Regions from separate parts of the Homo sapiens genome. Here regions 2 and 3 are each linked to region 1. The links are chromatin loops, found by intact Hi-C in ENCODE. Cell type or tissue: heart right ventricle. All regions are shown on one strand. Region 1 has its middle 65 kb from the start of LINC01436. Region 2 has its middle 54 kb from the start of MIR802. Region 3 overlaps LOC100506403 (a long non-coding RNA gene).

Evidence for each region. A loop is a pair of places that touch in the nucleus more often than their neighbours do. Peaks named below come from ENCODE experiments on the same cell type or tissue, not always from the same donor. Only the 100,000 strongest peaks of a DNase experiment are listed, where the experiment ranks them.
Region 2: a loop joins it to region 1, with 2.1 times the contacts of the local background. A loop is called at or near these places in 2 of 110 quality-filtered maps.
Region 3: it touches region 1 in a loop (4-fold over the local background); 10 of 110 quality-filtered maps call a loop at or near these places.

Annotation. Positions count from the first base shown.
Region 1 is chr21:35,938,238-35,942,237 of GRCh38, reverse strand. No RefSeq gene overlaps it. Among named protein-coding and RNA genes, the nearest start is that of LINC01436, 65 kb to the left of the region's middle. In heart right ventricle, a CTCF peak has its summit at 1,730; a DNase peak (open chromatin) is centred at 1,771; H3K27ac peaks cover 560 bases.
Region 2 is chr21:35,772,612-35,776,611 of GRCh38, reverse strand. No RefSeq gene overlaps it. Among named protein-coding and RNA genes, the nearest start is that of MIR802, 54 kb to the right of the region's middle. In heart right ventricle, no CTCF peak of the experiment used is centred here; no DNase peak of the experiment used is centred here; H3K27ac peaks cover 985 bases.
Region 3 is chr21:35,412,716-35,416,715 of GRCh38, reverse strand. All of the region lies in intron 2 of LOC100506403 (a long non-coding RNA gene), which reads left to right. Among named protein-coding and RNA genes, the nearest start is that of MIR802, 310 kb to the left of the region's middle. RefSeq lists a silencer at 1,691-1,985 and an enhancer at 1,616-2,231. In heart right ventricle, no CTCF peak of the experiment used is centred here; no DNase peak of the experiment used is centred here; H3K27me3 peaks cover 1,198 bases.

The DNA of each region.
Region 1 (4,000 bases):
ATGCATGGATCCAATAGGTCTGACCCCGGCCCCATCTCAGTGGCCTATCTGGTTGGTGCCCTTTGTGGGCTCAGCCTGGCCTGGTACTGGTATTCAAAGCCATCTGGAAGACACTGTCGGAAGGAGATGGTGACAGGTGAGCTATTTGAGAGCCATGACTATAGAAAAGGCCAGAAGGAAAGAGGCAGAGCTGAGACAGTCATGAAGTTTTATGGGCTGAGCCCCCTTGCCTTCCTCTGGCCAGCATGGGACTGTGGGGTTTGCTACAGGGCTGCTGGGGTGAGAGAGGCCAATGCAGCTTAGAGAGGGCTGCAGGAGTAACCCTAAAGGTTGGGAAGAAAATGAATGAGGACAAAAAGGCATCAATGGCCATAGCTAAACACATTTAATTTAAAAATCCTGGAAATATTCATTCACCCTTTTAATCTGAAGAGTTGAGATTTTCCCAAAGATAGCCAGTCTACCTTCAGGGCATGTGGCTCATGGTAAGGTCCACGTTGGTCTCATGGTCTCTGTTTTATCCTGATTACCACCCTCATCATAGCGTCTTTTTCTGAAATGTATATAAGGTAGAACTGGAGCTTATTTTTACTTACTGCGTTTACTGAATAATTTAATGTTGCTTAGTCTTCACTTTGAAGATAACGGCAATATCCTGTATTTCTTATTCACCAAAAACCTCAAATAAAATAAACTCTGAGTTGAGTTGCTTTTACTTTCATGGGTCTTACATGACCCGGTGATTTGGGTTGTCACTGGCTCTTCCCAGAAGAAAGGCACTCGACCCTCTCTAGGATTGCTCACAAACTTCTTGACGTGCTCCATGTACAGCAATATTTAATTGTTTTCCTCCTCTTATAACAGAAAAGAAGTGCATGATAGTGTGGTTTGCAATGTGCCATTTTATGTATGCAAAACATTATGATATTCAAAATAAAATACATTCCAAAACTTTCACATATTAATATTTTTTTAGTGGTGGTGGGGAGTAAAGGATTAAAACACACACACACACCACACACACACACACACACACACACAGATTCCTTTGGATGTTAGGTGAGAAAAGTTCCTGCTTTCGTGTCTTTGATAGTAGTTTTGGGGCTTGAATTCAGCATTTTCCAGTTTTGTATTTACTTTTGGTTAGTTTGTGAGCCTAATGTTGGGACTGATTAACTTAAAGAGTAGGATAAAGTTAATTTCTAAAATTATCAGGGCTAAGTTTGTTTTAATTTATTTTGAGAGCACTGTTCTATAATACTCATCCCTTTGGGTTCGGGAAGAAATATGGGAAATTGTTACACAAATCAAAGAAAAAACTTGTTGCATGTATTGCAAGTTTGGAATTGCTGACATAGAATATTACTTTATTTCTAGTGCTTTTGGAAAATTATCTTACAATAGGAAAGCAAATAATTTGGGTTTCCTTTGAGGGATGTTCTCTTTTGAGTGTGAAATTTCGTTTTGCCTTTCATAAATAGAGACAACAGAAAAATTACTCATTACTTAAGGAGATGTTTTTCCATCAGCTTTAAATTATGGAAAATCCTGTCTCTCATGGAAGGATTTTTGTCTTGTTCTTTGTAACCCCTAAATTTAGTGCAGTGCCTTGGACATAATAGATGTTCAATACTTATTCATCAAATAAAGCACAACTTTAGGTGAAGGATCCATGGCCGCCTCCATGTAGTTTGCAGGCTGCACTGTGTTTTTTACTTAGCTGGTCACTAGATGTCCCTCTGTATCCACGCTAAATCTCCATTACTATGCATGCTCATTAATGCACGCAGACACAACCGCTCAGGCTGTGAAGCATTTGAACGGCTCAGTTTTGCCCTTTCACTGGGCATCAGTTACAAGTACTCTAGACTGTTGTACACCTAAGACAAAGCTGGCGATGGTAATGTTAAGTCATTGAAAGAAGAAACAGAGAACAGAGGAGCTGTTTTAATTAGAGAGGTGCTCTTCCCTATACTGGCAATACTGGGAAAATTTTATAGTCAGCACATTTTAAAATTAGCCAGACACGAACTTTAGCCGTTCGCCTGAATACTCATCGCACAGAGTGCTAGAACCCTGCAAGTATTGTTTGGGTTGATGGTGCATTTGCTGAATGGCTTATCTGTGATAATTGGGAGGCAGGATCATCTGTTGTTGAATAGACAGAACCCACTCTGCTAATGCTGCTTTGTGGTCAAACTTTGAGCCGTCAATGTAACTGAAAAGTCACTGTTGGCCTGGTTCTCTAGAGTGTCTGTAATAGTATTCCCCCTACGGGTGTAGACACTGCCTTTAGCAGGAGGATACCTTGCTGAGGAGGCACGGAGAGAGAATGTTTTAGAGGTTGGGATCATGGTAATCTTTATTGTAGTCACTTCTCTTATCCATGTGCTGGGCTATTGGAACCATACTGTCACTGAAAAGGGGGAGTTTTCTTTGGGACAAATCCATTTCTTTGAATAATAATTTTCCCCCTGATTATAAAAGTCATGGATTTCCATTGTAGAAAATTTGGAAAATACAGAAAAGTATTATGAAAACAAGAATTCTTACCATTTTAGAGATCAAACTGAAATCATGTTGAATGTATAACTTTACATCCTCCTTTTAACGTTATATTATGTAATGAACATACTGTATTCCAGATCATTACTCTTCAAAAACTGATTTTTGACAGCAACATACTATTCTACCTTTTGCCTATGCTGCATTTTTAATCATATTTAATCATTTAATATTAATATTTAATCATTTCTCTATCAATGGACACTTAGATATTGTTTCAAATTTTCTTTCAGAAATGATGCTGAAATAAACACTGTTACAGATGCATTGTTCTCACATCTCTGTTTCATTTCTTAGCATGAATTTCTGTAATTGGAATTAAAGGGAGGACGAATGGCTTCTTGACATAGAAGCAAAATGCAACCTTTCTCAGGAAGAGTTCTTCACCCTTCTGGTTATAAACTCATGGCTGGATCAAGGGTCTCTGAAATTAGGATACTATCAGAATTCTCGGAAGTATTTCTCATGTAGCATCTTTTTAGATAAGTCCATGTCAGAGGTGGAAAACTCAGGTTGTTCTGTTTTGCAAACAAGTTCTCCTTGCCTTATACCAGTATCATTTATTTTCTGACAGCTTAACCCTGAGGGTTTCTGTCAGCAAAGGCTGCTTTTTCATACCCTCGTGTATATTTATAGCATCTTCTATCACTTGGAGACATCCGTGAGAGGCCGCCTGTGTGTTTCTAAAGACATCCATTGCTCACTGTGACACTCTCCTCCAATCACTGGTGGGTTTAATGCAGGTGACACATGTGAGGTTTACCTGATTTGCAATTGGGGATCTCAAGGAAGTGTTTTTGGCATGGCCCTTGTAACTATGTTCTTTCACCAGGAAGGACACATTTTATTCCCATTCTAATAAAAGAATCACAATGTAGTGGTTTGAAAGTGTGTCTGTGACCATGCCATTGAGAAAGGAAAAGCCAATGTTTCTATTCAACATTGAAGACAATAGTTTAAAGGCTGTCAGGCAGGAGGAGTCCTCTCTTCCTTGGGAGAGGGTTGGTCTTTTTGTCTATTCAGGGCATTGACTGATGGGATGAGGCCCGCCTACATGAGGGAGGGAAATCTGCTTTACTTAGTCTACTAAGTTCAGTGTTAAACTCCTCCAAAAACACCTTCATGGAAACACCCAGGGTAATGTTTAACCAAATGTCTGGGCACCTTCTGGCCCAGTCAAGTTGACACATAAAATTAGCCATTACGGTTAAGTAATATATCCTTTGAGTTTCATCCTTCTTATTTATTTGTATTGTCTTCTATGGTTGTGCTAAATATTTTTAAATAACACAGCAAACACATGTTACAGCTGTCATGTTCCCAAAGTGCTGATAGCATATCCTTTCTGTGAACAATATTCACATTTGGAAATAGAGATCTCTGACCACAGTGCTCCTCCTGCATGATCCCAGCTATGGCATTGGGTGAATTCTGT
Region 2 (4,000 bases), 170 kb after region 1:
AATCACAGGAAGGAGGTTTTTGTTTCAGGACATAGTTTTGGGAGTCATAAACATGTGGATGATAGCTGAACACATGGACGTGAAGGACTCCCCAGGAAGAATTTGTAATGAAAATCAAGACGAAGTCCAAAGAAGGAACTCCAAGCAAATTAAACAAGCAACTGCCCCAAGCTAATGAAGCTTTGACCCAGAGACTTGCCCAACCCAAAATCTGCAACATACTCACCTCTGTGAGGCCATCCTAATCATACTCCCCAGGAAGAAGTCACCACGCCCTCTTTACTGTTTCTGAATCACTGCTTCATAGGACCAGTGCAATAGACATCTTGCCCCAACATGAACTGCACATCTGTCTGTCACTTTGCAGGCTAGGTGGTGAGTGCGTGTATTACTTACCCTGTGTCTCTAACATAGATCTCTGTATCAGAACTGGGGCATCTACATGATAACTGTTCACTAATTGAAATAATGATTCCATTTCTATTTATTTTCAGTGCTGACCTTGCAACTGAGCAGTTTTAATGTTCATTGTTTTGAAATTTTTAACACAAAATTTCCTTTTTCTGAATTAATAATAACCCTCAATGACATGTTGGGAAACACGTTTTTCCTGTTCCTACTCTTCCTGCCTGTCCGTCTAAGTTTGTATCATTCTGGGCTTATATCTTAAGCCTTACAAGTCTTAATATCTTGTAAAAAATTATTTGCTGATCTTTACTCACAAACTTGGTATCTCAGTTCCAATCGAATTTATGGCTTTGGAGGTTCCTTTTCTTTTACTTGTGACTATTGATGACATTGCCTTAGAATCAATGTTATGTGAAAGAACAACATTCAATTTTATGAAAATATGTTTTTTAAAAAAATTCAGTTGTTTGTTATTAAAAATGGCAAAAGAAAACAAAAGAATTGATTTCGAGGTCACATGAAAACCCTCTGTTTAATCTGTGGTTTAGCTTGGATTTTGAAGCTGATTTTATTTCCATTATGAATTGTTGGCAGTATTTAGTATTTGGTTTAGCATATTTTTTACACTTAGGTATTTATTTATGCTTCCTAAAAGAGGGATTTACCAGTTAATATTTAAAAAAACTGAATGATAAATGAATAATCTTTTTATTCATTTGGAGCACATATTAAAGTTATATACTAAAAAAAACCTCATTACAAAGAGTTTAAATATCAGGATTGTGAACATTCCTCTATTTTCAGAATGTAATCATTTGCAACTTACTGTCTTTTGAAGGCAGGAAAAGGTATTCTATTTTGTGAATATATGTTTTTTGAGATATTCTGAAACTAATGTAGCATATCAATTAAATTACATTTTTAATTTGTCTGGATAAGGAAAATTGGAGGCTTTAGTTCATTGGTCTTTAGTTCATTGGTCTCACATGGTTTCTTGGGGTGGTTCATATACTGTCTGCTATTATGTGAAGTGGGTTTTCAAATACTCAGGTGGCTTTTTCAAATACAGCATAGATCCACAGAATCAGAATTTCTGGGAGAGTGAGGCCAGGTATCTACCCTCTAGTACCCCAGGTGATCCTTTTGCTCACACAGGCTATGAACCACTGCTTAGTACAGTGGTCCCAGGGACTGAGTGAGGACTCCATGCTGAGGCCACAGGACTGTCTTCAGGGAGCTGAGGCAGACGTTTGCAACACAACCCAGTACAAGGACAAGAGTAATAATCCTTTTCTTTGCAGCAGTGGATCCTAGAACCATAGAACAGAGGTAGAATCACTGTATGGCAGCTGTGTAGGCTTTAGTTTTAAACTTGTAACTATACTTTATGTCTGCACTTGTCATTATTTGTTTAATGCTCTATGACCATCTAGACTCCAAGCTCCTGGAGGACAGGATCTGAGTTCTTTGTTTACAGCCTCATGATAGAGCCTGGTTCACAGCAAATACTCAGTGTGCCCTTATTTACTGATAGGAAAGCTATCTAGTTAGTCTGAGGCAAGAATCATAGAAGAGCTGCACACCTCCTTGTCCTCATTCACACACAGGCATACACCCCTTGCACACATCTTGGAATGCTTCTTCAAGACGAGTTCGCAAGGACAATGGTGACAGTTCTTGTCTATAGATATTTATGTCAGAATGACTTTATGGGGGCTTTTCTCATTGCTGCACGATGAACTTCACTCTGAGCAGAGCCGAGAGAAAAAACAACGTGGCATGAGTTTGAATGAACGCAGTTCTTGTCCCTGGATGGAGTGGTTGTGGGTATAGCTATTCTGTTTCAAGTGTGACCCCAGAAAGGGGTGAGTTTACTGTAAATCAGGGTGGTTTCCTCTGAAAGACTGTTCGTGAAGCTCATGTCCACCTGGATGGGGGCTCTTCTGTTCTTGATTCCCCCAGTACTTTGCACCTTCCTTAGGTAGTTACCAGTCTACTGTCTTTTTTGTTTGTCTTACCCACCTTATCAAATTATCAGTTATTTGAGAGCAAAATCTTTCCCAAGGTTACATCATTATGGCTAGATCTGGGACACTAGTTTTGCAGCTGCACATCTTTCTTTGCACCAGATTGTAACCTGACATGTGCTACAAAGAAAAGAAGGAGCATGCATTCCTATCAAATTTCTTTCCAGGACAACTTGGCATTGAATCTGACTGCTTAAAATTAAAATTTTATTGATTCTTTATTTTATTAAATAAATGTATTTTGAAGTTGCTTTAGCTGGAGGGAAAAGAGTTTTCTGTGCAATTTTACTGGCCATCTATTGCTTATTTGTTGAAGTTCAAAAGAAATATTTGTTTATACTAAACCAGATGGACAAAAGGAATAATAAAAAAAGGAAAAAAACAAAAGTTTCACTTGTATTAAGACAAACAAAAGGAAAACTATTTGCTTAGCATTTGACGTGGTTACTGTGATGGGCCATGGGATGCCTAGATATTCAGTTAACATTATTCTGAGTGTTTCTGTGAGGGTGTTTTTGGATGAGAGTAACACTTAAATTGGTATACTGAGTAAAGCAAATGGCTCTCTCTAATGTGAGTGGGACACATCCAATTAGTCAAAAGCCTGAGTAGAAGAAAAGGCTGAACCTCCCCCAAGTAAGAAAGAATTTCTTTTGCCTACTGTCCTTCAAGCTGGAACATGGGCTTTTTCCTGCCTTCAGACTTGAAGTGAAATGTTGGTTCTTCCTGGGTCTTCAGCCTACCAACCTTTGGACTGGAATTTACACCACCTGCCCACCTGGTTCTCATGCCTTTGGACCCAGAATGGAACTGCACCATTGGGTCTCTTGGGTCTCCAGCTTCCCAACTCACCCTACAGTTCCTGGGACTTGTCAGTCTGTATAATTATGTGAGCCAAGTCCTTATACTAAATCTCTTTCTCTCTATACCTCTATTGGTTCTGTTTCTCTGGAGATCCATGAGTAATACAGCTACACTATAGCTTTTCCTCTCTCTTGGTTTTTTTAACACTATAATTTCCATGGTGTTTGGAAAAGTAGAATGCTTGAGGCCCTATTTAGCTCATGGTTTGTGCCTCAGCCACTTTTTATTTGTCAGACTCTGCACAGAGGACAGGAATGTGATATAACTTATACACCTTGCCATCAACCCAGCCCAGTGCAAATCAGAGCCCCGTGTCTTGGAACATTGTACAAGCTATGCCATCTTCCTTGGGATGCATTGTCAACCCAGGATGTCATATCGTAGACCTTCCCTCAAGACATACACAAGACAGAGCAGGGCAGAGGAGGGACAGGGAGCTGGCAACAGATGCTCTTGTCACTGAGCACTTACAGCTACATCACAGACTGTCTGTCCATTGTGGTGTCTGATGACTGAAGAGTCACCTTCTGAGAACCCTTCATTAGGTCCAGGATGGGCAGTTACTATAGCCCTCTCTAGTCTTGGAGAGCCATCATGCTCCACTTTTAAGGCAGTAATCCCCTTCAGTGATTATTATCTTGATAGTCCTAAAAAGATAATTGGCTTTAAAAAGATGTGTCTTCATTACCAGCCTGGAATAT
Region 3 (4,000 bases), 530 kb after region 1:
CCAATGTTTAACCTGGCCTCGGGGGATATTCAGTGGATGATGCCTGGGCAGTCCAGGGTGAAGTGATGGTCTATAGGAAAGAATCAAAAGAGATTAAGTATACAGTGCAAGTGTGAAGGACTGACACGATTGGAATGTCACTTTACAAACACAAAAATTGGGTGGAATTTTAAAGAACATGTTGCTCATAAGTATATGCATGGATGTATTCTCTTTCCAGTGGTTGTTTGAAAAACAGATTCCGAGCCCCCCACAAGACCTTCTATATCAGGTTCCGGGTTCCTGGAATTTCTATTATTTAAAAGCATCCTAGGGGATTCAGATACAACCCATTAAAGGGCAAGGTTTGGAAATCAAAGCTCTAGTGGACAATTAAAATGTGATGTAAAACATCAGGAATGACATATTAATATATATGTATTGATTAATGATGGCCTCTCAGCAACATCACGACAATGGGCTGTTTCACGACAGCCATTTGTAGATGCATTCAGTGTGTACAAGCATCATTTTCAAACTTTTTATTTGAAAATAATTTCTAACTAAAAGGCATGTTACAAAAATGAAAATAACATGAAGAGCAGACACGAATCATTTAGCACACACATTTTTACCATTTGCTTTGCCTTTGTGTTTTTTCTCTCTCCATTCAAATGTACATGTGCACACACACATATGCATACACGTGTGTTCACACACACGTACCTGTTTTTCTGAACTATTTGAGGGTAAGTTACGTATATCATGCCCTTTTATGCCTAAATTCTTCCTGGGCTATTTCCTAAGAATAAGGATATGTTCTTACATAATCATGGTACACTTATCTACTTTGGTATTTTAACATTGATAACATGTTTTATCTAATCTACCATTTATGTTCCAAATGTGTCCGTTGACCCAGTAATGTCCTTTAGAGCATTTTTCCTGCAGTACAGGATCCCTCTGGTATCAGGTAGTGCATTTCATCGTCTTGTCTTTTTAGTTCCCCTGTTGAATCAGGAATATTTCCACAGGCTTTCTTTGTGTTTGAGATGTTAACATTTTGAAGAATATAGTCAGCCCATGCCCCTGCTTATTTTAATAGAACATTTCTCATCGTGGGCTTCTCTGATTTTTTTCTGTGTGTGATTACATTCAGGTCATGTGCTCCATGCTGAAATACTACATAGGGAATGGTGTGTCCTTCTCAGAGTACCATATCTGGGGACACTCAACGGCCATCCAGCCCTCTTTGGTGATGTTAACATTGATCACTTGGTTAAAGTGGAGTTTGATATCTTCACTGTTGAGTTACTATTTTTCTCTCCTTTGCAACTAATAAGCAGTCAATGGGATGACATTTTAAGACCCTGAAAATATCCTGATTCTCATAAAAAAAAATCCCTTTAGATTTAAATACACGCATTGACAATACTTGCCTGATCCAGTCTTTGCCATGATTATTGCAGAATGCTGATTTTCCAACTCCGACATGCTTTCCACATCTGTCAGTCAGATTTTGGCATTCTACTATAGGATCCATCCCTCTCTCCTTACTTTTTATGCCTGTGTATTCATGAATTCCTATTTGTCAATAGTTCATTATTCTACTTGCATTATTTTGGGATTCCAGTTGTCCACAATTTGGCCACTGGGATCTCCGTTGGTGGCTCCTGTGTCCTTACAACATAGTTCTCTCATTCTATAAGCTACTTTCTTCCTTTCCAGCTCATGCTGACCTACCCTGCCCCAAGCCCTGGAATTAGCTATTCCTCTGAAGAGCTCTTGTTCCTTTTAGTGGGGGATGGCATTTGCAGTGAAGAGCTGAGCTCTAGGAGTACTCATAGCTACTGAATGTCTTTGTTTTTGTTAAACATGACCGAGGCAGATCTCAGTCGATTCAAAGGTTTATTTTGCCAACGTTGAGGATGCACCTAGGAAAAAGAAACACAAGTCACAGTAGGATCTGTGCTTTTTCCAGAGGGTTTAGAGGGCTTCAATATTTAAAGTGGAAAGAACCAGCAGGAGGGCCAGGGGGAGGGTAGGCAATGAGGCAAGTGGTTTCATGCTTGTGAGGCTCTGATTGGCACTCAGTGGATCTACATTTTACATGTGGAGAGAAAGGAGTGGGAGGAAAAGTCAATTGTGCATTCATCTCGGGCTCAGTAAATCTGCATTTTACATAAGACAAAGTAAGCGTGTGAAATTACAGCTAGGCGGTTTTTGAGAGGCTTAGTTCTTAAGCTTAACTTTCCGTTTGGCATAGGGAGTTTGGGGTTCTGAGATTTTATTTTCCTCTCACAATTTCTTGGCCCTTTCAATGGGCAGAGAAGAAATATATACATGTATATGTATATTTCCAATATATTCATGCAAGCAAATATACACAAAATATATCTACATAAGCACGCATATTTTAGAAATCATGACTTCATGCCAGTACCTCGAATTCAAATCTATCCCCACAGAGTCCCTTGTTTCTTTCTTCCATTACATATTTGCATATTCCTTTTTCTGCAGTGAGAACCCTGCAGTGCCTGTTTGAGAACCTGAGGGTTCTCAAACATCAGCACATTTTTATATTTGCTCCTCTTTCAATACATCCAAAACGGTCACAGGATTTGTTTTTTTTTTTTTTTTTTTGCCCATACACTACAAGAAATTCTTTTGATTAGATGAATTTTAATTCATCTGATTATTAATGCAATTTATTACCTAATTACTAATTTATTTATTACAAGTAGTCAGGATTTGTTTGCAATTCTCCTGTTCCCATTCCACTCTACCCAAAACAGAGGTTCTAAAGTCAGATACTGTGTTCATAAATTTGTTGGATTTTCCCTCCTTCAGGTTACTTGGATTTTCTTCTCCCCGCCCCTGCTTCCCTCTTCCCTCCTTCCCTTCTTTCCAGTACCTCTTTCCTGCTTTCTCACTTTCTTTATTCCCCTTTATCATTGTCTGGTACTCATTTGAAATACAATCATCTTCTTTTTTTTCAGTCTGCTTTTGGTTTTAGTTTTTTTTTTTTCTCCTCCTCATTCTTACTAATTTTTTTCTAAAAATGTGTGGACTCTAAACATGTCTTCAAAAATCAAAATATTACAGTTTTACTTATAAAAGCTTCACGTTTTCATGTTCTCATCACTGGTATCTTACGTCCCATTGTAGGTAACCTGATTTTACTGTTTTGGTGTTCCCTCTTTCTATATTTTTACTGTTTTTTTAAAAGTAAGCCGGCCAGGTGTGGTGGCTCAAGCCTGTACTCCCAGCACTTTGGGAGGCTGAGGCGGGCGGATCATCTGAGGTCAGGAGTTCAAGACCAGCCTGGCCAACATGGTGAAACTCTGTCTCTGCTAAAAATATAAAAATTAGCCGGCTGTTGTGGCGTATGTGTGTAATCCCAGCTACTTGGGAGGCTGAGGCAGAAGGATAATCTGAGCCTGGGAGGTGGAGGTTGCAGTGAGCCAAGATCTCACCACTGTACTCAAGCCTGGGTGACAGAGCGAGACTGTCTCAAAAAAAAAAAAAAAAAAAGAAGCCCATATGCACATTTTCCTATTGTGCCTTCTTCCTACACAAAGAGTGCTGGATTATTCCAACTTTGCCAGAGACTTGTACTTTCACCCACATTTCCTCCCAAACGAGCTGTGTGAACCCAGGTAAGGAATTCACGTTTTTCAGAATTCAGTTTCTTCAAATGCTAAATGTGAACCTTTTAAAAAGTCTGTTTTTCTTATCTCTCACCACAAAAAGTTGGCCATGAAATAAATTCATTTTTCTTCTTCTTTCCTATTATGAAGCTAGAAATGTGTATTCAGAGGGGAAAAAAAGCCTCAAATAAGACACTTTGGAGGAGATAGGATTGAACCAGGGCTGAGGTAAATCCTTTTGTAGTACCGTAATCATTTCTACCACTTTCCATGTCTAGACGCTCCACTCAACCCTGGTCACCCTTTGTCATTTCATTTCAAAGGGGCTCCTCCTCCACAGAGGATCTGCTCACTCTAGGACACAGCTTTCT